3 separate regions of the Homo sapiens genome follow, and all the other regions are linked to region 1. A link is a loop called in an ENCODE intact Hi-C map of the cell type or tissue named here. Cell type or tissue: stomach. All regions are shown on one strand.

Region 1 (8,000 bases):
GGAATTTATGAGTTTGTTCCAGGTTATCCAATTTATTGCTATGTACTTGTTCATAGTTTTTTATGTTTCTTTGTGTCTTAAATGGCATCAGTTATGATGACTGCTCTTTCATTTCTGATTTTGAGTTTTCTCTTTTTATCTTATCTAGGTAAAGATTTGTCAATTTTGTTAGTCTTCAGAAAACCCAACCCTTAGTTTTGTTGATCTTTTCTATTGTTTTTCTAGTCTCTCCTTTATTTGTTTCTGCTCTGACCTTTGTTTTTTCCTTCCTTTGCTAATTTGGGGTTTAGTTTGTTCTTTGTTCCTTCAGGTACAACATTAGGTTTTGTGTTTTGTTTTGTTTTTTGAGACGGAGTCTCACTCTGTCACCAGGCTGGAGTGCAGTGGCGTGATCTCGGCTCACTGCAACCTCCAACTCCCAGGTTCAAGTGATTCTCCTGCCTCAGCCTCCCTAGTAGCTGGGATTACAGGCACGTGCCACCACACCCAGCTAATTTTTGTATTTTTAATAGAGATGGGGTTTCACCATGTTGGCCAGGAAGGTCTTGATCTCCTGACCTCGTGATCCACCCACCTCGGCCTCCCAAAGCGCTGGGATTACAGGCATGAGCCACCGCGCCCTGCCTGACATTAGGTTTTTTTATTTGAGAGTTTTTTGTCTTTTAACATAGGCATTTATTGCCATAAACCTTCCTCTTACAACTGCTTTTGCTGCATCCCATAAGTTTTGGTGTGTTGTGTTTCAATTTTTGTTTCTCCCAAGATATTTCTAAATCTCTCTTCTGACTTTTTTTCTTTGACCCAGTAGTTATTTAGGAGTATGTTGTTTTATTTCCATAAACTTGTGAATTTTCCAAGATTCTTCCTGTTATTGATTTCTAGTTTCATACCACTATGGTCAGAAATGATACTTGAGGCCAGGCGCGGTGGCTCATGCCTGTGATCCCAGCACTTTGGGAGGCCAAGGCGGGCAGATCACCTGAGGTCAGGAGTTCGAGACCAGCCTGGCCAACATGGCAAAACTCCGTCTCTACTAAAAATACAAAAAAATTAGCTGGGTGTGGTGGCATGCACCTGTATTCCCAGCTACTCGGGAGGCTGAGGCACGAGAATCGCTTGAACCCAGGCGGTGGAGGTTGTAGTGAGCTGAGATCATGCCACTGCACTCTAACCTGGATGACAGAGGGAGACTCCATTAAAAAAAAAAAAAGAAAAAATACTGAATATGATTTCAGTCTCCTTAAATTCGTTAAGGTTTGTTTTGTGGCCTAACATGCCATCTATGCTGGAGAACTTTCTGTGTGCACTTCAGAAGAATGCGTATTCTGATGCAATGTTCTGTATATGTCTGTAAGGTCTATTTGGTCTAAAGTGCAGGTTGAGTACCCTGTTTTCTTACTGGTTTTCTGTCTAGGTGATCTGTCCATTGTTGAAAATGGGGTACTGAAGTCCCGTACGGTTGTGGTATTTCTATCTGTCCCTTCAGATCTTTTAATATTTGCTTTATAGGCCGGGTGCAGTGGCTCATGCCTGTAATCCCAGCACTTTGGGAGGCCGAGGCGGGGGGATCACCTGACATCGGGAGTTCGAGATCAGCCTGACTAACATGGAGCAAGCCCGTCTCTATTAAAAATACAAAAAATTAGCCGGGCATGGTGATGCATGCCTGTAATTCCAGCTACTTGGGAGGCTGAGGCAGGATAATCGCTTGAACTCGGGAGGTGGAGGTTGCCGTGAGCCAAGATCGTTCCATTGCACTCCAGCCTGGGCAACAAGAGCGAAACTCTGTCTCAAAAAAAAAAAAAAGAAAAGAAAAGAAAAGAAAAGAAATACTTGCTTTATACATCCATAAATAGTGCCACAAAAGTGATTGATAATGGGGTGAATGTCACCACCATGTGTGCCTGTTTTGGCTGAGGTGTTGTTTCTTTGTAGGTGAATTGCTGTCAAATATAGTTTTATGCAAGAGGTATACTAGTAGCCATACCATTAATAATTGCACGTGCCAGGATTCAGCTGCAAAGAGTGTATCAAGTGCCCGCATTGAGTATCTATAAGGCATGCTCTTGACTTTCACTGACAGAGAGAAGGATGCTCCTGGGTGACTTTCATGTATGACTGGGCTTATCAGAATTGTGACTTGAATTTGATCAGTAGTTTCTTCTCAAGAAGTTAGGGAGCTACATATTAGAGGCCCTGCCTTTTTGGCTTTATATGATTCCAGATCAGGGGTTGGCAAATATTTTTAAAAACAGCCAGATTAGGCCGGGTGCGGTGGCTCACGCCTGTAGTCCCATAGTCCCAGCACTTTGGGAGGCCGAGGCTGGTGGATCACAAGGTCAGGAGATCGAGACCATCCTGGCTAACATGGTGAAACCCCATCTCTACTAAAAATACAAAAAATTAGCTGGGTATGGTGGCGGGCGCCTGTAGTCCCAGCTACTTGGGAGGCTGAGGCAGGAGAATGGCGTGAACCCGGGAGGCGGAGCTTACAGTGAGCCGAGATTGTGCCACTGCACTCCAGCCTGGGGGACAGAGCGTGAGACTCCGTCTCCAAAAAAAAAAGAGCCAGATTGTATTTTACACTTTTCAGTCCCCGTGGTCTTGCTGCAAATACTCAAACCTACCCCTGCAGTGAGAGTGAAAGCAGCCCTGGATGTAGGTAAACAGATGGGAGTGGCCATGTTCTAGTCAAACTTTGTGTTTGGACACTGAAATCTGAACTTCAACACATTTTCACATGGCATGGAATCTTATCTTTTCAAAATTTTTTCTTAATAGTTAGAAAATGTAAAACTAACTCTTAGCTCACAAGTTGTGGGAAAGTAGGTAATGGGCAGAAGTAGCTCCTGGGCTGTGGTTTGCAATCTGCTGTTGTAGGTTGTAAGAGTATGTTCTAGAAGGTGGCACTCTGTGGCCCTGGGTGAAGGTGGCCTGTCCAATAGTTTCTGCTTCTCCTGCTGGTGTTGCTGGTCTGTGGGCTGGGCTGTTGGTGTCTGTGGTTATGGTTTGAGTGAGTCCTTTTCCAGAACTTCTGCCTGGGACAGTGGTTCCTTTATGTGTAATGAGGGTGGGCTGCGGCGGTGTATGTGGAGCTCAGGTGCCGGCAGTGCTGCCAGTAAGCTGGAATCTATGTCCCATCATGCTGAGCTGTGTTTGCAGCCCTGATCATTGTCAGCCCGTGAGCAGGCAGGCGTTCACTTCTGTCTGACCTGGATAATTAAGTCATGCTAATTGCTGCAGCTCCTGGCACAGTTTTTTCCAGCCTAATTGGGTAAAATGACAGGCAGCTGCTGTGTTGGTCAGCCCTCCTGGGCTTCTACAGCTGCTCCAGTTAGCACCCACTCTTACTGTTTGCACCCAGCGTGCGGGTTCCCTGTTGCAGAGACTCCAGTTGCACTGGGTACTGACTTTCCCAGACAGGAAGGCTGTGGGTAATGCTGGCCTTACCACCAAAGCAGGCTCTCTATTGTTTTGTCCACTAGTGAGTCTTTTCCTGTTCTAATTACATCTCTGCTGTGGGATTTCAGAGAAAATCAGCTGATCTTTTGTCTCCTGCAGGGCGGGAAAGGACGCATAGGAGTGGTCATATCATCCTACATGCATTTCACCAACGTCTCAGCCAGGTAGGATGAAGATGTCAGCTCGCTGTCTTGAGGTGCTAAAAGCTGGGCCTGCATGGGGCTGAAGGCTGTCTGCGCGGGAGCTGTTCTGGATACCAAGGGCTCGGCTGACCTGTGTTTCCCATTCCCCAGTGCTGGGTTGGTCAGTGCCTAGAAACCCAGTTTCCAGTTAAGCGTTTACACTTGTGAAAGTGGCATTTTCCAGGTTGGGTGACTGTGTGATTGATTCTAAGTACTTCCATGGAGGCATTAAAAAAATAAGTGACCCCACTGTCCCTTGTTCTTTAATAGAGAATTCTCTAACAAAAAATAACAGAGATAAAAGTCACCATTATGAAAAGAACAGAGTGGTCTCACTAAATCAGCTCATACCTTGTATATAATGATGATGACAGCCACCTCTTTTGCAGGCACTGGGCCTCTGGGAAGTATACTGATTATTTTCCTTTTCTCCCTGAATTCTCCTAACTAATCCACGAGGCAGTTACTATCATTCCCATTGCATGGATGAGGGAGGTGAGGCTCAGAGGAGCCAGGCAGCTTGCTCATGATCTCACAGCCTAGGAGTGGAGAGCCAGGTCTGGGCTGGTTTCCATGAGATGGAACTGTAATCGTGGAGACTTTGGAGGTGCCACTCGGGTCCCCTAAGCCAGACATGACACAAACACAGCAGGGCCACAAGGACCTCAGCCCTATGCCCATCCTTCTGGCCCTGGGCAGCTGTGGTGTACACCCGGACCCTTCCCAGAGTGCAGATCTTCACTCTCGCTGAAATGCAGTGCAGAAAATATTATTTATGGGGTCTACATTTGCATCTGCCCTGTCTTCTCAATGGCCTCTTTGTAAAGCCTGAACTTTCCATTCTGAGGAAATAGAAGCCTATTCATATCAGCCGATAAACCTTTTCCTTTCTAGCACCAAGGAGTGAAATTTGACTTTCTGAATGTTTTCTCTGGAAACCAACTGAGGAGTTGGTGCCTGCCAGGGAGGAAACCAACCCCCAAGTGAAAATCAGATACCCTCTTGGTGAGAATAATCATCGGTGTGTGTGTGTGCCAGGAAAATCGAGATTCCTGGGCACATCCATCCCTCAATGATGCCAAAGACATTTGGTTGGTGACTAAACATAGCCTGGCTGGTTCTGGACAGAGACCACCTGAGCACTTCTGTTTTTTTTTTTTTTTTTTTTTTGACAGAGTCTTGCTTCGTTGCCCAGGTTGGAGTGCAGTGGTGCAATCTTGGCTTACTGCCACCTCTGCTTCCCGGGTTCAAGCGATTCTCCTGCCTCAGCCTCCTGAGTAGCTGGGATTATAGGTGTGTGCCAAGATGCCCAGCTAATTTTTTGTATTTTTAGTAGGGACAGGGTTTCACCATGTTGGCCAGGCTGGTCTTGAACTCCCGACCTCAGGTGATCACTCACCTCGGCCTGCCAAAGTGCTGGGATTACAGGTGTGAGCCACCACGCCCAGCCACACCTGAGCATTTCTATCCCCAGCAAAGTAGTACTGCCTGAACCGAAGTTCCATGCACTGTGGATAGTCCCGGATTTTTTGGGAAGGGTAGATGTCTTAGGGCTAAAAACACACCTTTGACGCTCTTGGTACAAACTCTGTTTTCTCTCAATAGTCAATATGTATTTCAGCTGCATGTGTCAGGCAATTTACCTGAATCTCTCTAAGCCTCAGCATCCTTACCTGGAAAATGATGGTAGCTCTACTTCCCAGAATGTTGTGACAGTTCAACATATGTTACACAAAAAGCACTTAGAACAGCATCGGTACTCAGGTATTGGCTATCATTAACGCTGCTGTGATTATTAGGAGTAATAGTATTAAGTGCCTTTCAATTAAATGGGCTGATACCACATGCTTTTTGTGACTTGATTTTCTACATTAATATCATTTTATATGCATCATTTCCCGACATCATTTCAGTGGCAGCATAGCACTTTATTCAATGGATATGTTATGTATTTAAGCATTTGTTGATTTTGCCTATCCAAGTTGCTTCCAGTTTTGTGTACGTGTGTGTTTAAGACAGAGTCTCACTCTGTTGCCGGGGCTGGAGTGCAGTGGCGTGATCTTGGTTCGCTGTAACCTCCACCTCCCAGGTTCAAGTGATTCTCCTGCCTCAGCCTCTCAAGTAGCTGGGATTACTGGTGCCCGCCACTATGCCCAGCTAATTTTTTGTATTTTTAGTAGAGACGTGGTTTCACCATGTTGGACAGGCTGGTCTTGAACTCCTGACCTCGTGATTTGCCCACCTCAGCCTCCTAAGTGTGTGTTTTTTTTTTGTAATTTAGGTTGCTTCCAGTTGTTTTCTACTGCAAAGCTTGCCATGATGAACACATTCTTATACATATATTTTTGATCATTTCTACAATGTTCCCTCTTAGATTATATTCCAGAAGTAGAGTAATCCCAGATAGCACAAGCACACATTTGAGATCTTTATCACAAACTGCAAACAGAAGAAAAAAGAAACTTCAAGTCACCAGAGAAGAACATTCTTGTATCAACACCATAGAAATAAGAGTTATAAAGACAAAACCAGTACTAATATTATTACTACTACTCATATCACTATAGAAAATAAACATTGGTCAAAATGTATTCTCAGCATTTAATAAAACAAGTAAATTTCAGAAAAAGGAATGCTTAAAAGTCACTGGGAGGCTATGGAGCTGCACTCTGCTGCTCAGTATGTGATGGACTCGGTGCTAAAGTGGGCCCTTCTGTGTGTGACTGCCCCACCAGCACAGCCCCTTGCCTAGCAAATGCACGTAGCAAGTTGTCCATTTTATAGTATTCTGTGAAAGTCAAATCACACTCAACTTACTTTTGAGTATGTTTCTTTTTCCTCCTGCCTGTCTCTCTACCAGGATTTTTATGAAGTCCGCAGTGCTTATGTACATCATTTTTCTGGAGGGGCACAGACACATTTTTCTAAGTAACGGGCCCACTTTATCAGGTGTTGTTGTTGTTGTTGTTGTTGTTTTGAGATGGAGTCTCACTCTGTCACCCAGGCTGGAGTGCAATGGTGCGATCTCTGCTCACTACAACCTCTGCCTCCCGGGTTCAAGTGATTCTCCCACCTCAGCCTCCCAAGTAGCTGGGATTATAGGCACCCACCATCATGCCGCGGTAATTTTTATTTTCAGTAGAGCTGGGATTTCACCCTGTTGACCAGGCTGGTCTTGAACTCCTGACCTCAGGTGATCCGCCCGCCTTGGCCTCCCAAAGTGCTGGGAGTACAGGCGTGAGCCACCGCACCCAGCCTATCAGGGTTTTAAGGAAGCATTTGGCCCAAATGAGTTGGAATTGTTAAGACACTGCACTCATATTCCAGGATTTGTGCTGAAGTCATATCAAGAAATCCCATGAATGCCCTGCTGTGAGATTTCTGGAAGTTTCTGTCAGACACTTCCTGTGGGCACTGTGGACCTGGCATTGAAGGTCAAATATATTGTTGGAAAGCAGGGTTACTTTCAGTCACTTCAAAAACAATGCTGCAGCCCCGAGGCCTGAGACACCTTTCCAACCCCAGTGCCCTACAGCCTTCTCAAGCCCAGTCCTGGGAGTGACATACTGGCGGGGCACAGGCTGGCCCACTTGTGTCCCGAGGGTGCCTCTTGGGACTTCATGGGGGTGTCTGTTGACTCTCCTGCCCTGGGTTGCTCCCTGCATCCATGTGGTCCTGAAACTTGAGTCTGCCTGCTTGTCTTGCACAGAGCCCACTTAAAATGGTCTTCTTTATTTAGGACGTAGGGTGGCCAAGGGACAGTTTTGGACACCAGCCCTACCACCTGCCTGCTGAGAAGCCTCAGTTGGTTCTTCTGCAAGCTGGGTATTCAGCACTCTTAAGAATAATATCTTTAGATAAGGAGCTGTTATTTCAGATGAGAATTCTGACCCTGCACTATGGCTCCCACTTTGAGCACAGCATATTCCTGCGGGGGAAATGAAGTCTAACAAGGGACAGGTGGATTGGGTGTGCACAGGTGCAGCAAAGGGTGAAGCCCCTTGTGGGAGCTGGTCGCTTTGAACAGCCATGAGACACATCCCCCGTCAAGTACCCACGTGGTGTGGGCTCCACTGAGTTAACTCTCTTTCTCTCTCTCTCCCCTTCAGCGCCGACCAGGCCCTTGACAGGTTTGCAATGAAGAAGTTTTATGATGACAAAGTTTCAGCTTTAATGCAGCCTTCCCAAAAACGGTATGTATAGATCCCCAAAGCCAGAGTGAAGAGGTGAATGAAATTTTACATATAAAAATGTGAAAACAGAAGAGGCATCTCCTCTGTCCCGACACCTAAATGAATAGTATTCTTGGGTCATGCCAAAGACTGTGAAGGTGGTGGGGAGACTTGTCCCTCCCAG
Region 2 (8,000 bases), 150 kb after region 1:
GGACCCACCGATGCCTCTCGAAGCCCTGGAGACAGCCGTTGGGTGAGGGTGGGGCCCCCACTTTTTACCAAACTAGTAAACCTGACATTCCAGGCCCATGAGGGGAAAGAGGATCTTCCAGCTCTGCAAAAACAAGAACAAACAACATCACCGTGAATTGGCCTTTCCTGAAAGTGACTTATCTGACACATCTCTGTAGCCACATGCTTTTTGGGTAGAAGAAGCTGGGCATGGGTGCACCCCACCCCCTAGGGTCCCCATGGGAAAGGGACATGCAAGGAAACAGCACAGAACACGAGGTGGTCCCCATGTCCCTGGCACACTAGCATTCCGGGGGATGAGGAATCCCCAGCCCTTGAGGCAGAGGTGCCGAGTGACTGCCATGCTTCGCCCGTCCGCATGGGCGCTTCTGTCCAGCTGCACCCGAGGCCGGGGGTTTCCCTCACCTCGGTCTTCCCAAGATGGAGATGCTAACGAAACTGAGAAGGGGGCGTATGTTTGACGAAGGTTTGTGCAAGTCAGGCCCTTCTGGAACACAGCAGGGCCTACAACGAGGGGCCTTTGCGATGGGCTGTGAGGATGGGGGTGGTGGGAAGAATTGGCCACGTTGGAGACCCCATGCCACCCCACCATGGTGAGTGCTCTGTGCCTCCTGCTCACCTGTGGTGAGCTGGGCGAGCTGGGCGAGCTGGGCGAGCTGGGCTGGGGAGAGCCTGTGAGGACCGAGAGGAGAAATGAGAAGAAGGAACAAAAATATTATTTCTATGTAATTTATATTTTACTTATGCCAAATTATTTATGATAATTTGCCATTGCTATACTGTACCAGTGTCAAATGCTGCAGCCTGCCAAGCTGTGATTTTGTGAGGCTTGTCCCTATGTAGGATGCACCGCAGGCCCCTGGCCACTGAAAGAGTGTGCAGTGGACTGTGGGTCTCCCATATGCGGTGCCGCCCAAAGGTGGCTTTGCCTCAAGCAACCTACCCTGATGTTTTACTCATTGGAATGTTTTTCCCCGATTGTGGATGACTTCTTTTCTGATGGAGAGAGTCCAGGAGGGATGGAAAACTCCTGGATTTAAGCTCAGCATCCCCCACATGGGCTTTTCGATCATCTTCAGGCCTGAAGCTGCACGACCTGAAGTTCGCCTGCATTTATCAGCCCTCTTTGTGCTGCTCCTTGCCACCTTGGGGTTCCTGCTGGGGACCATGTGTGGTTGTGGCATGTGTGAGCAGAAGGGAGGATGAGGAAAAAGAGAAGAAACCCCGGTACTGACAAGCTGTTTTTGAGTGCCACTGTTTGCCATCATCTAAGCCACTGAATCAAGTGTATTTCAGGCTTATTTCAACATTCCAATGCCCTGGTTTTCCTGCTTGAATCTGTTCGTGGTCAAAGGTTTGGGGGAATTTGTGACCCTGGAACATCCCCAGAGTGAAAGATGGAGCTGGGCCACATCAGAATAAGGCCTTGGCCCCATCCTCTCACAGCCTAGGTGCTCTGCAGGCATGCTGACTGTCCTGATTGCGATCCAGCCCGAAATTCCCTCCTCTGCTTTCAAAAGTCAAATCCCCCATTCTTAGGCCACACTGGTGTCACAAGCTCCTGTCAGGGAGCTGGGGTTTGGGAATGTGCTTTGTGAACTCTGCTTTAAAGTGAGGGGCCGAGGAAAACTTAGAAACAGGCAGAGTTGGAAGCAGCCAAATCACAGTGGGTGTTGTGTGTGTGTGCGTGTGTGCATGCGTGCGTGTATGCGTGTGTGAAAGCAGGTGGACCATTCCACTTTTTAGCTCCTATTGATGCACCAAACCAAGTGCCTCATTTCTGTGCCAAATGTTTGCCTTGGTCGTTGTGGACCTCCTTCTCTAACTTGCGGTGGCATGACTGTCAGGAGGTGCTGGCATTTTCAGCAGATCCTCATGTGTTGACCCTGATGTCTTTAGCAGAGGCCTCTAGCATCTCGGTTTTTCATCCACTGCAGGAATGTGGCCACAGGGAGCAGAGGTTTGTACTTTCCCCAAGAGGTCCTCATCCTGAGACGGTCTCTACCCATGTTTAACCCAAAGAGTGCAGGCCAGGTTCCTTATCCTTCTGATGAAGGATGAGAGAGCTCATTTAGAAGTCAGAGCAAACTAGGGTCTCAGTATTGAGAAACGCAGCCTGCCAGGGAATCACAGAGACATCGGGGTGCCCGCGATGGCCCTCATGAAGCCATGCCTCGACGGCATTCAGGAAGCCCTGCAAACGTGCTTTTTGAACTCATTGGCCAGGTGTGATTTTTACACAAGGTAAACGTGGTCAAGGGCATCGGGGAATTTGCTCCAAGCAGATAGCTCCCTCTGAGGAACCAAAGGAAGCAAGTTTCCACGATTTCTGAAGAGCTGGTATAGGAAGTTTCTTTCTTCCTTTTGTGTTACATGTGCATTAAACAGAACAAGCTGTGTGTCATCACAGATTGTACTGTGGGCTCAGAAACCGTGAGAGAGCCCCCACCGTGGACACCGGCTCTAGGGCCACAGGAAAAGGAACGTTTCCAGGCATTTTGTCTCCAGGGCTCCCGCTGGACAGGCACGTACTGCCCTGGGGAGTAAATGCGGAGAGTTCACGAACTGTGCCCAACGCATGTTATAGCCAGGGTCCTACTAACTACTCAGTAAAAGAACGTATTGTTGTATTCCTCCAGTGTTAAGCTATAGCCATGTTAAAAGTCACTGTGCATTTATTCTCAGCATCAAATACCTTGTAACGTCTTCTCTGCCTTGTTAGTGCATATTTTTACTTTTCTGATACTGTAAAGAATATATCCAGTATGTAAATGAATGTTCTATAAATCTTTTGTATAGTCATTTTCTCTGCTCCTTAAATATCATCTCTATTCAGAGTATAATAAAATTATGAACTTGGTAAGCCTCCGTGAGACGGTATTTGTGTACCCTGAAGTATGTTTGTGTGTGTTTGCACATGTGTGTATGCGTGTGCATGTGTGCACTTTTGTGTATGTGTCTCTGCAAATGTGTGCATGTGCTTGCACAGATGTATCTTTGTCCACATGTGTCTGTGCGTCTGCGTGTGTGCTCGTTCATGAATGTGTGTCTGTGTGTTTACAAATCAGTGGATTCAGTTATAAAATCACAAATGTTTTGCTGTCAGGAATATATTAAGATTTCTGCCCAGAGACCTTTGAAATGTTATATTCAAAGATCTTTGAAGATTAACCACAATGCAGTGTTGATAATGGGTCCTGACATGTTTTCGATGTTGCTATGAATACCCCTACACACACACTGGCTGCAGAAACACACCCCTGAAGTGGGCCAGCTCCTGAAGGACCTCCCAGTGTCTATTGAAGTGGGCACTAAAAGTGAATATTGAGACTGGTGGATTCACTTACACATCAACAGATGCTGGAGACAGCCAGTGTCACCTGCCTCTTCTGTTCCCCCAGCCAAGGCTCCTCCCTCCCCACCTTAAGGGAGTTTGCCCTTTTCTACGGACTCTGCCCTCTTGGGCCTGTCCCCTCCCTCCTGAGTCAGGTGATGGGACACAGGACCCCATCTAACCTCACTCCCTCAGATCCAAACCAGAAAAGAAGCAATGCTTTGGGCTCATTTGGTTATGGACAGATAAAGATGGCAGTTAGCTGCCACCCTGTGCACAGTTTTCTGCCTGCGTGGTCAGCCCCCAGAGACTGTAGCTTTCCACTCTGAGGAGACACAGAGATATTTCACCCCAGCTATGTTGGGAGAGTGAACTTGAAATGGTCCCGGTACTACTGCTTTGGAGCAGAAGAGAGGGCAGGTGGTGGCAGATTAAATCTTGTCCAACAGGAAGCTCCCATTGAGTCTTTGAAGCCAGTCATTGCCCAGACCTTTGACCAATGTCACAAGGTGGAAAGGTGGACAGGGCATTGATTTCACTGCGGCTTAGGGAGTGTGCTTCCCAAGAACACCATACTTGTCACAATTACTGGGCTCCGTACAGTGTGCACATGTGCCTAGGTCCCCGACCAGAGCCAGCCCTGGGGACTGTTGGAGAGACCCAGTGGCCATGAGACCTCAGCTGGACAGGCCCCTGCCACTTGCTGCAGGAGGATGTTATGGGTCCCCCATTCATCTCTCAGCAATCTGTTACCTAATGAGTACCTGGGCCTTACCTACTGGGGTCGTCCTTCTATTAATGTGGTGGGCACCTTGGTCCGTCCACTTGGGGGGTCATTGATCTATTGTGTAATGAACACTTTGGATCTGCCCACTGGAGGACAGTAGGTCTGTAGCTCAGTTGGGCTTCTGTGTCTCATCCTGTCCCCAGGGAGGTAGGTTGCCTGCCTGATGGCTTTGGGGATCACACTTCACAGACCAGGGGCAGTTGGGCTGGTCTCAGAGGATGAATTGGAGTTTTCCAGGTAGACTTGGGGCCTGGACTGGGAAGGGACATTTTATGATGCAGGGATTGGTGAGATCTGGACACATTTGGACAGAAGGGCTGTTGAACTGGCAAACAAGATAAGTGGGAAAAACACAAGTCGCCCTTAAATTCCTGAAAAATCAGTTCACAGTGTGAAGCCTGGCCTGAGGCAACAGAACAAATAGGTCACCAAGAGCCTATCACCAAGCCAGATGACCAGGAAGAGGAAACAGCAAAAGGGACTCCACTGCAATGATTGATCTGGCCGAGGGAGCCTCTCTGTCCCATCTCAGAGAGTCCAGGGTTGGGGGGCTGGAGAAAACAGCAGGATCCCCCTTAGCCCCACCTGGGAAGCACACTCCATCTCCCACAGGCAGGGGACCCACCAGAACACACACCAGGCCAGGAAGGTTTCATAGCTGTGTGCTGGCAGCTTCCCTCTCCCACTGAGAGACACCCCTTCTGTCCCTCAGGTAACGTCAGCAGGGACCCCAGAGGTACCTGATAAACCAAGCAGACTAACATAACGCTGAAAGGCTCTGACGATTAAACTGTCAGTGGGACCACAGGCCACAAATCAGGCCAGGCCCTGCTCCCTAAGCAGAATCAGGGCAATTACCTGCTAAAATTAAATATTTAAATAAGACCCAGAATTCCCTAATAGGTAAAATGGGATACAATAGAAAATTCCTTTCATACCAAGTACCAAGAAATGTGCAGCATGAATGAGAAAGACAATGAATGCCAACGTCAAGATGAACCAACTGCTGGAGTTATCTGGCAAGGATCTGAAAACAGCCATCATAAAAATGCTTCAAGAGGCAAATCTGTTGAAGAAATGAAAAAATAGAAAGCCACAGTAAAGAAATAGAAGTGATGAAGAAGAACCAAATGGAAATTACAGGGCTAAAAGGTATAATAACAGAAGTGAAGGAATCTTACTAGATGGATTCAGTAGTAGACTAGTGGAAATGGCAGGATAGAATCAGTGACTGTGGCGACAATGTAATTCACTCAATCTGAATAACACAGAGAAAATAAACTAAAAAAAAGAAAAAGAACACCCACAAGAACCTGTAGGACACTAACAAAAGATCCAACATTTGTATCACTGGTGTGCCCAAAGGAGAAGAGAGAGGCTATAGAATATTTGAAGATTAATGGATAAAAATTCCCCAAATATAGCAAAAAGACATGTATACATCAAGAAGCCAAGTGAACTCCAAACAGGATCAACAACCACAACCAAAATCCATGCCAAGAAATATTGTAATTAAACTTCTGAAAACTAAAGACAACCTGTAGGCAGCCACAGAGAAATGATGGATTCTGAATAGGAATAGGAGCACACCAATTGGAATGACAGTGGATTTTTCCTATGAAACCATAAAGGCCAGAAGGAAGCTATGCAACATTTTCCAAGGACAGAAAGAAAATAAAAATCAACCATGCATTCTATATTCAGTGAAACTCTCCTTTAGAAATGAAGAGGAAATAAAGATATTGTCAGATGAAGGAAACGAAAAGAATTAGTTGCTAGCAAGCCTACATTTAAAGATTGACAAAAGAAGTTCAAACACAAAGGAAATGGTAAGAGAAAGCACCTTGGAGCATCCAGAGGGAAGAAAGAAGAATGAAAAGAGCAGAGCATGAGTCATACAACAAACCCTCCTTCTCATCACAAGTCATCAATCACATCTGATGATTGGAAAAGATATTACACCACCGTCTGATACTCAAGACAATGAAAGGAAAAAGTGAGAAATATGAAAGAACGTATATGGAGGTGAGACTTCAACACAAGTAGTAAAAGGTTGATAAAAATAGTGATGTTATGAATATTTTTGTAATAACCAGAGCAACCACTACAAAAACTATGCACAAAGATACATGCAATAGCAATTAAAAAATCAAGATGGAATCTTAAAAGATGGGTCCTAGCCCACAGGAAGACAAGAAGATAGAAACAGAAAAACAAAGATGAAGCAAAACAAAACAATAACATGGTAGACTTTAGTCTTAACGTACTAATTACCTTAAATGTAAATGGAGCAACTATATCAATCAAAAGACAGAGATTGGCAAAGTGGGGAGAAAATGGCCCAATTACATGCTGCTAACAAGAAACTTCAAATTCGGTGACATAGGTAGATTGAAAATAAGAGGATATAAAAACATAGTACATAAACATTTTTAAAAGGAGGAATCATTATATTAATGTAATAAAATCAGTTTATTTGCTCTACAGTTTTATTTGCTCTACAGTTAACAAAGTCAACTGTAGAGAAAATGAAATTACTAGAGCCAATGAGTGACATTATACGATGATAAAAGGATCAATCCGCCAGAAATGCATAAGGGTCTCAAATGCGTACTCATCAAACAACAGAGCCTTAATACAGAAAATCCTCACTTAAAATAATTGATAGGCTCTTGGAAATTGACTTTCAGTGAAATGGCCTACAGCAGATGCTGGAAATGATGTTTCTTTCTTCATAGTTCCGTTTTAATGTTGATGAGAAAAAAAGTGTTGCCTTATATGCCATTTTGTGTTAAGCCACAGTTCCAAGAACCTATGGACAGCATTAAGTGAGGACTTACTGTACGTAAAGTAAAAACTGATAAAGTCGAAAGCAGAAATAGACAAATCCACAATTATAGTTGGAGAATTTAACATTCTCCACTCACTAACTGGTAGAACTATGCCATGGTTTTAGTATTTGTGTTCTTCCATGGAATCTACATGTTGAAACCTAATCCTAACGTGAAGGTACTAAAAGGTGAGGCCTTTGGTAGGTGACTAAGTCATAGGGGTGGAGCATCATGAATGGGATTAGTGCCCTTATTATAGAGGCCCAAGGGAGCTTGTTTGCCTCCTCCACAGTGTGAGGACACAGCTAGAAGGTGCCATGTGTGAGGAATGGACCCTCACCAGACACCAAATATGCTAGCACCTTAATCTTGGACTCCCCAACCTCCAGAACTGAAGTTTGTTTTTATAAGCTACCCAGTTTATGATATTTTTATTATAGCAGCCCAAATGCACTAAGACAGAAATTTGTACCAAGGACTAGGGATATTGTATAATAAATATCTAAAAATGTGGAAGTGGCTTTGGAATTGGGTAATGTGTAGAGGCTGGAGGGGTTTTAAGGTACATGCTAAAAAAAGCCTACATTGCTGTTAATGGTAAACAGGATTCAGCTGGGAGCACAGAAGGAAAGGAGAGCCATAGAGAAAGTCTCACTCTTCTTAGATAATACCTAAGTGGTCATGAGCATGATGTTAGTAGAAATATGGACGGTAAGGGCCATTCTGATGAGGTTTCAGATGGAAATGAGGAACACGTATTGGAAACTGAAGGAAACAAGTGGCAAAGAACTTGGCTGAATTGTGTCCATGCCCTAATGTTTTGAGGAAGGTAGAACTTGTGAGTGATGTGAGTGATGAAGCTGGGATATTTAGCTGAGGAAATATCTAAGCAAGATGTTGAAGGAGTAGCGTGGCTTCTCTTGACTACTTATAGTAAAATGTGAGAAGAGAAAATGATTTAAAGGCAAAATTTATAATGAAAAGAGAAGCAGAGCTTAAAGATTTGG
Region 3 (8,000 bases), 380 kb before region 1:
CCACCTCTGTGTTCAACTCTACCGTATGATGGACAAGGGCGTCCTCAGCTACTGGCGAAAGCCAAGGAACTGGCTGGAGGTAGCCTCTCTTGTGTCATTTTCTTTTGAAAAATAACAATAAACTGTTTATATCTTGAAAAAATAATTTAAATAAGAAATTGATTATGCACTAGCTACTGCCAACATTATTGCAGTTTTCTCCCTCTGTAGTGTTAATCTCAAAACAGCATTTGAGATCAGGTATCATTTAGTGTTGTTACAGTTACCGTCATGTACCACACGAATTTCAGCCAAGGTGGTGGTCCCATAAGATCTTATGGTGCTAAGAAATTTCTGTCACCTAATGACATCTTGATTCTGACCTTGTATGTAGGCCTAGGCTAAATATGTCTGTTTGTATCTTAGCTTTTAATAAAGAAGTTTAAAAATAAAAAATTAAAACAAAATTTTTAAAAATAGAAAAAACTTTTGGAATTAGGATATAAGGAAAATATTTTTTGTACAGCTGTACAGTGCATTTGTGTTTTAAGCTGTGTTATCATAGAGTCAAAAAGTTTAAAAAAATTAAAAGATTTTTAAGTAAAAGGGTTACAGTAAGCTAAGGTTAATTTATTACTGAAGAAAGAAAAACGTGTTTACAAATTTAGTGTAGCCTAAGTGTGCAGCATTTATAAAGTCTACATTAGCGTACAGTAATGCTCTAGGGCTTCACATTCACTCACCACTCACTCAGTGCCTCACCCAGAGCCACTTCTGGTCCTGCAAGTGCCATTCATCGTAAGTGCTGATACAGGTGGATCATTTTTTACCTTTTGTACTGTATTTTTACTGTATCTTTTCGATGCTTAGATATAGTTAGATACACCAGCACTTACCATTGTGTATGATTGCCTCAGTATTCAGTACAGGAACACGCTGCACAGGGTTGTAGCCTGGGAACAATAGGCTGTCTCATATAGCCTAGGTGTGTGGGACTGTCTATGTTTGCATAAGTGCACCCTATAATGTTCCCCCAAGGACAAAATCACCCAGCGATGCATTTCTCAGAAGGCATCCCTGTAGTTAAGTGACTCATGACTGTAACTTACAAACGCGTGTCACATGGGGTGCCAGGTAAGCCCTTCCTCAGGAGCCATCTGAGGGCCTTTCTCTTGGATGTTCCAGCTCTCCGTGGTTGGAGTGAGCCTCACCTACTATGCAGTTTCCGGCCACCTTGTTACTCTTGCTGGAGATGTCACTAACCAGTTTCACAGAGGACTTTGCCGAGCATTTATGGACCTCACCCTTATGGCATCATGGAATCAGGTACACGGTGTGCTCAGGGCCATGCAGATAGAGGCCATGCACTGTGATGCCATCCAAAAGGCAGAGGTCACACAAACTCTAGAAGGTGCGAGACAACAGATTTGTTTGATATCGAGAGATGATGCTCTGAGCTGGCAGATGGGAGTGGCCAGGACAGTGAAGGGCCTGAAGAGCTTGAGACATGCTTTGAACACTGGGGTATGTGGATTCTGCGTGGAGCAGAACTCAAGAGCCTGGAATTCCCCCAGTGCCTCCAGGGGACGCTAAGGGGCACAGGAAGCAGGTGTTGATGCAGCATGGAGGAAGGAGGCTAGCGCTGACTTGCTTAGACACACCATTTTCTCTCTTCATTCTGGCGACAGTCATAAATGCAGGCAGTATTAGCCACTCTGCAAGTGAAGACACCAAAGCTCACAGAGTATCAGGTCCCTCAATAGAGAGAAGTCTGGTTTCAAAGTCCCTGTACCTCCTTCCCCTAGGCAGCCCTTCCTGCAGGGAATGGTTCCCCACAGGGATGGGGGCTCCTACCAGGAGGACCAGGCAAATGTGCACAGATGGGCCTGGACGAGCCCTGGGGAGGGGGCTGATGAGATGGGGCAGGATCCCCCCACAACAGCATGGGACGCTGCCTTCCTGTGGTGGTGGAAGATGAGCCCACATACTCTGCCTCCTTGCCCTGCTGCCCTCAGATCTAGCCCCTCCCTAACCCCCTTGTCCTCCTTTTCCCATCTAGAGGGTGGTCAGGGCCCCAGGGCCACCCCCAGGGCTGGGTGAGTCCTATAGCAACCTAGAGAACAAGGGCCAGTTCCCCTCCATCTTCAGGCCCCTTCTCCCCAGGTCCATTCATCTGCCCCACAACCTCCCTCTCACCCCTTGGCTCCTGTCCGCTGTGTAAGGAGAACCAGGCAGGATGAGGCTCGTTTCCTCTACACTTCTGCTTCCTCCACCAGTGCCCCAGTCCCTGCCTCTTTGTTGGAGATCATTTTGTTGCAAGCAAGAGAAACTCCCTAGGCTAGAGGAAAGAAACAGGTTCTAAAGGAGCCCAAGCAGAAGATTTGGCTTTTCTCCTGAAGTGAAAGAATACATGAATCTGATGAGACAGAACACTCGCACAAGCAAGGCAAAGCAACTGTCACTCACAGATTGGCAGGGACAGCAGAAGCCTGGGCTGCATGGTGAGCCAGTGCCCCCACCTCAGGAAAGCTGACCAGGGTGGACAGAGTCCCGTCTGTGTGTGTCCCGACAGAGTCCCGTCTGTGTGTGTCCCGACAGAATCCTGTCTGTGTGTGTCCCGCTTGCACCAGTTCAGAGAGCCTGGAAAGCTGCCTGCCCTGAAGTTTCATAAGCTGGGGGAACATAACATGCTGTGCTAAAGTGTTAGAGGGCATCCTCTTCTTGGAGGAACATGACCAGAGCCCACGCTCTTCCATGTAGTTCCTCCTTATCTCCGGATATTGCATTCCTAGCACATTCAACAGTTATTGTGAGAACTATAAGCAATAAAAGGGGAAGAGCTGGGCTGGCCAAGGCCAACCAGGGACCTGTTCTGCAGGCACTTATCAGCATCTAATGAAATCTGCATTAAGCAATTATTTGGTTTACTGTCTTCCCCCACAAGGCTGGAAACTGCAGAATAGAGAATGTATCTATTTTGTTCACTACTGCTCCCCTGGTACCAATATTAGGGCCCGATGAGGACTGGCTGCTTAATTTATTGGCATCTCTCTCTGGGACAGACAGCAGGCTTCCTGGTCTACCTTTTATAGTATAGCTCTGCTAGTCAACCCGCTTCCTACTATTTGAGTTCTGGCTTACCCATGTAACTGTAGTCTTGCATGGTCCTGTGGGCTACAATGCCGACATGCCTGACACTCCCTTGCCTGTGCTTAAAGGCCCACAGATAGCGGCCAGCTTTCTGTCTCTCAGTGCACAGCTTACAAGAGCATCTGATTAGTCACTGATTGGCCAGCAGGTGTGGGCCTCAGGAATAGGGGGCAGAGTGAATGTAGGATGTTCTTTTCACCTGATGCGGACAGGGGAGGTTTTCTAGAAGCATGACTAGGGCAAACATGAATCTGGTCTACATACTGACCTGGTGACTTGCAGTAAATAGCCTCCTCCTGACTTCTGACCTTGGGAAGTGAGTTCATCCTTATATCCCTTTTCCCCACTGATGTCCTATCTTTCTCATTATGTTCCCTGCCCCTGCCAGAAAAACTTACCTGGGGAGAGCCCCTCTTCCCTGGGGATCCTTTCTAGGGCAGATGCCAATTTCCAATTCCTCAATTAGCTTCTGAGAAGAGCTGACATGTATTGAGGTTAGCTCCTGCCAGGCACTGCATAAATTCTATATAATCACGTGTATGTTGAGCTATCCAACCATCTAATGAAACAGGTACTAGTATGCCACCCATCTAGACCGAGGCTCTGAAAGGTTAAGCAACTGGCTCAAGGTCACTCACATTGATATAGGAGCTGCACTGGAATTGGCCTCTGGTCTTGGGGTCCTGGGTAACTGCATTCCTAAGCACAGAACTATAATGCAATGGAACGGCCCTCCAAGGACATGGTCCACATTGTCCTGACCCAGGAGTGCTCAAGGCAGGAACCTGTATCTCACACCATTCAGCTCTGTTGCTGTGTTGCTGTGTGTTCAGGGCCAGCTTTTCAGAAATGTGCAGTGTAGACCATGTTTGTCTTCTGAGGTGCCCTCATGTACCCGTCTCTGTTCTGGCACCTTGGCCTCTGCCCACACTACGGCTTTCCCTCCTAATTCCACTTCTGTGGGCACCTGTTGTGCTGTTTGTCAAATTATTCTCTGTAGAGACAGTTAGAGGAATTTAGCTCTAACTTCAATGTAGGCTGCATCCCAGGTGCAGGAAGAACGAGTCATCTTCAAGATAAACACAAATGACTTTCTAATGATGGAATTTAACACCCAGGATTAAAGAACTATGATTTGAGTGTGTGAAAATGAAAATGCACAGGCTTTAGAATCAGCAGACCTAAAACTCACTCCCAGCTCCTCTTTGACCATGTGCCATTGGGCAAGTTTCTTAACTTTCTTCAAGTCTTAATAAGGTAGAACTATGATACATACCTTGGGGGTTTTGCTAGGATTTGAATGTGTGTGTGTGTGTGTGTGTGTGTGTGTGTGTGTATTTGTACAGGCACATTCAAACATATCCTTGGAACAGCTTGGCACCTAGCAGATGTTCCATAAATGAAAGTCATAATAATGGCAATTACTCAGAAGGCTTTATGGCATCCCTCAATCAGATGGAGGCAAGAAAGCGGCCCTTCCACTCTGTCCACAGGAGGTTTATAGCCGTGTTGTCCAATAGTCACCACTAGCCACACATGGCTATTGAGAACTTCAAATGTGGCTAGTCCAAACTGAGATGTGCTGTGAGTGTAAAATACTCACTGGACTTCATAAACTTAGTATGAAAATTAAAAATGTGCTGGGCGTGGTGGCTCACGCCTATAATCCTAGCATTTTGGGAGGCCAAGGCTGACAGATTGCCTGAGTTCAGAAGTTCAAGACCAGCCTGAGCAACATGGTGAAATGCTGTCTCTATTAAAATGCAAAAAAAATAAAAATAATAATAATAGCCACTATGGTGGCATGTGCCTGTAGCCCCAGCTACTCGGTAGGCTGAGACAGGAGAATTGCTTGAACTCACCAGGAGGCGGAGGTTGCAGTGAGCCGAGATCCTGCCACTCAAGCCTGGGTAACAGATTGAGACTCTCTCTCAAAAAAAAAAAAAAAAAAAATTAAAAATGTAAAATATCTCAATAATTTTTATGTTGGTTACATATTGACATGATGCTATTTTTTATGATTTTACATGTACTATTTTAAACAAAATATATTATAAAACAAATTTACTCTGTTTAATTATACTTTTTAAAACATGGCTACTAGAAAATTCTACCCATAGCTTGCATTGCATTTTTCTTGGCCGGTGCTGGCTAAAGCCCCATTCATCCCCCATTCAACCATGTGCGGCCCTGCCTGCTCTGAAGGGAACCCGAGGGGTGACAGCCACTCACAGCTTCTCTAGGTTTTGGTTGTCAGAAGTCATTGTTGACTTTGTCCCAATTACTGAGGAAATAAAACAAACAGAAAACCTTGATTCATTGCCCATATAGATTTTAAACCATCCAGCTGTCATTTCTTTTCTCTTGGGCTTATAATTTTGGTGAGAGCATATGAGATCATACACCCAAAAGTACTTTCCCCATAAGCCCCTGGTAGGGAGGGGAGAAGGGAGCAGCCTTCCTAGAGGCCTTGTGAATGTGGACGAGTCCATAAGGCTGTTTGCCCCTGGGTCTGCCATGCCCCCCAGTTGTACTATGTTTGTCTGTTCACACTGTTTATCTGAGCCGTAGACTCTAGAGATATAAAGTGGAGTGCCTCCCGTATTTGCAAGGATTACGTTTTTAAAAACCTACTTGGAAAGTGTTGGTGCCCTATTCTGTACATGTATCTGGGGGAAAGGAAATAAGCATGCACTAAATACTTCTTTGAGTCCCCTCTGTGGTGATGATTTTCTTATAGCCCAGTAGACTGAGGCGCAGACAGGGAGAACAGACGTGGGGTGGACAGAGTCCCATCTGTGTGTGCCTGCTAGACCTGCTCCATCCTGGTGTTCAAAGAAATGGCCAGGCCAGAATTCAGAGCAGGTCTTCTCAAAATGCGTTACGATTTGTATTTACCCCTAGTTCCAACTCATTCTCCTCTGCAGACATCTGCACTTGATGTCCCTCGGAGACTCATGGGTCTATATAACATCATCAAATCCAATGAACTCTTTATGCATGACTGACAGCTGTGAATATGTCTGCACCTTTCAGTGACTGGCATGGCACACTGACTGTTATGTTCTTCTGTCTCAGAGGGCTCGATGGCTCCGGGGAATCCTCTTATTCCTCTTCACATTAAAATGCGTCTATCTTCCTGGCATTCAAAACACAATGGCATCCTGCTCCTCCATGATGCGCCACTCACTCCCCAGCATCTTTGTAGCAGGGGTAAGAACTCTCCCCTTTATCAGGTGATTTCCCTTGTAAACCATTGATCTGTGTACTCGTCAGCCTTTCTCAAGGGAAAAACAAACTGCTCTCAAGGTTAAACACCGTCTAGAATTCCAGTCTTCTAATCCCTTACAGTGTGGTTTTAGATAACTGATATCAATAGTTACATAGTAAGTTATGGTCATGACAACAATAACCATGATTTAGGAAACACTTGCTCTGTACTATACCTTACAACAGCATGTTATTATTACTAATATAAGTAGTTATTATCACCTACTGAGCTTTCTCTAAGTGCCAGGAATGGCACTTTGGGCCTCTCATAGATTACTTCGTTTAACTATCACAACCAAGCTATGGACAGGCACAGTTCTTCTTAGAAGATTCTCAGGATTTCCTGTCTCAAACAACAGGGCACAGCCAAGTCTTCATCCAGGGCTAGCCCTGAAGTCTGGTCTGGAGGGTGAAGCTCCGAATCAACAGGTACAGAGTACAGCTTGGAGCCCTGATGAAGTTCCTGGGGTGCTGTTGATTCCGATCTGGTCCCAGCAGAGAAAGAGCTTTCTCCAACCTGACAGGCCCTAGTACAGCAAAGAATTGCAATCAGGGCTGAGGGAAAGTCTAGGCCAAGTGCCCTGAGTTAGGAGGCTCTGGCTGTCAGGATCCAAGCCACACAGGACACCAAGCACAGGTCTCCTGCTCCAGGGAAGGGGTTCTGCAAGCCCTATTCACCTTACACTGGAGGAACATGCTGAGCAAACCAGGGCAGAGAGAACGAACCTGAGAGTCAGAGAGAGCAGCATTTGAACCTGGCTGTCCCACACTCCAGCTCACTGTTGCGAGCACCAGCCATTTGCCCAACCTCTGCCTCCAGAAAAAGCATTAACGACATTTGCCCCGAAGGTTACTACTGGCCTTTGAGATTATATGCATGTAGAATTTATGGAGTGATTAAACTAGTCATTATTAAGACCATTTAGCAACATGCAAAACTGCTTTTTTTTTTTTTTTTTTTGAGATAGAGTCTCGCTCTGTCACCCAGGCTGGAGGGCAGTGGTGCAATCTCGGCTCACTGCAAAGCTCCGCCTCCCGGGTTCATGCCATTCTTCTGCCTCAGCCTCCCGAGTAGCTGGGACTACAGGCACACACCACCATGTGTGGCTAATTTTTTGTATTTTTAGTAGAGACGGTGTTTCACCGTGTTAGCCAGGATGGTCTCGATCTCCTGACCTCGTGATCCGCCCGCCTCGGCCTCCCAAAGTGCTGGGATTACAGGCATGAGCCACCACGCCCAGCCAAAAATGCTTTTATGTAAGGAAAAAAAAGCCCAGAATATAAATAATTTGTGTCCAAATTAAGTAGCAGAATTCTAACTGTGCAGCAAGTATAGATGCATAGGCATCAAGGGGAGACCGGGAGACCACACAGCTCAATTTGTCCAGTTGTAGACTCATAGATTGTGCTTTCTTTCTTCTGAGTTCCACTGATGTCTGATTTCACTTATGGAGTAAGTAATACTAAAACGAGTCCTAGTGCATTTGTAGGGAAGTCTTTGGGTACCTGTCCAGGCTTGTACATGAATCCAGCAAGCACCCACACAGAATGCAGCCCATGACTATAGCTGCAGCTAGGTAGGGCCTCTCTGTAGGCCCGTC

The links. A loop is a pair of places that touch in the nucleus more often than their neighbours do. Peaks named below come from ENCODE experiments on the same cell type or tissue, not always from the same donor. Only the 100,000 strongest peaks of a DNase experiment are listed, where the experiment ranks them.
Region 2: it touches region 1 in a loop (2.5-fold over the local background); 65 of 110 quality-filtered maps call a loop at or near these places.
Region 3: it touches region 1 in a loop (2.6-fold over the local background); 56 of 110 quality-filtered maps call a loop at or near these places.

Annotation. Positions count from the first base shown.
Region 1 is chr7:47,423,938-47,431,937 of GRCh38, reverse strand. It overlaps TNS3 (tensin 3), which reads left to right. Exons shown (of 31, transcript NM_022748.12): 9 at 3,562-3,626; 10 at 7,754-7,837. Among named protein-coding and RNA genes, the nearest start is that of SNORD151, 37 kb to the left of the region's middle. In stomach, no CTCF peak of the experiment used is centred here; a DNase peak (open chromatin) is centred at 3,247; H3K27ac peaks cover 1,519 bases.
Region 2 is chr7:47,270,058-47,278,057 of GRCh38, reverse strand. It overlaps TNS3 (tensin 3), which reads left to right. Exons shown (of 31, transcript NM_022748.12): 31 at 1-2,904. Among named protein-coding and RNA genes, the nearest start is that of SNORD151, 190 kb to the left of the region's middle. In stomach, no CTCF peak of the experiment used is centred here; no DNase peak of the experiment used is centred here.
Region 3 is chr7:47,801,552-47,809,551 of GRCh38, reverse strand. It overlaps PKD1L1 (polycystin 1 like 1, transient receptor potential channel interacting), which reads left to right. Exons shown (of 57, transcript NM_138295.5): 51 at 1-79; 52 at 1,165-1,305; 53 at 6,208-6,342. All of the region lies in intron 1 of PKD1L1-AS1 (PKD1L1 antisense RNA 1), which reads right to left. Among named protein-coding and RNA genes, the nearest start is that of PKD1L1-AS1, 10 kb to the right of the region's middle. In stomach, no CTCF peak of the experiment used is centred here; no DNase peak of the experiment used is centred here.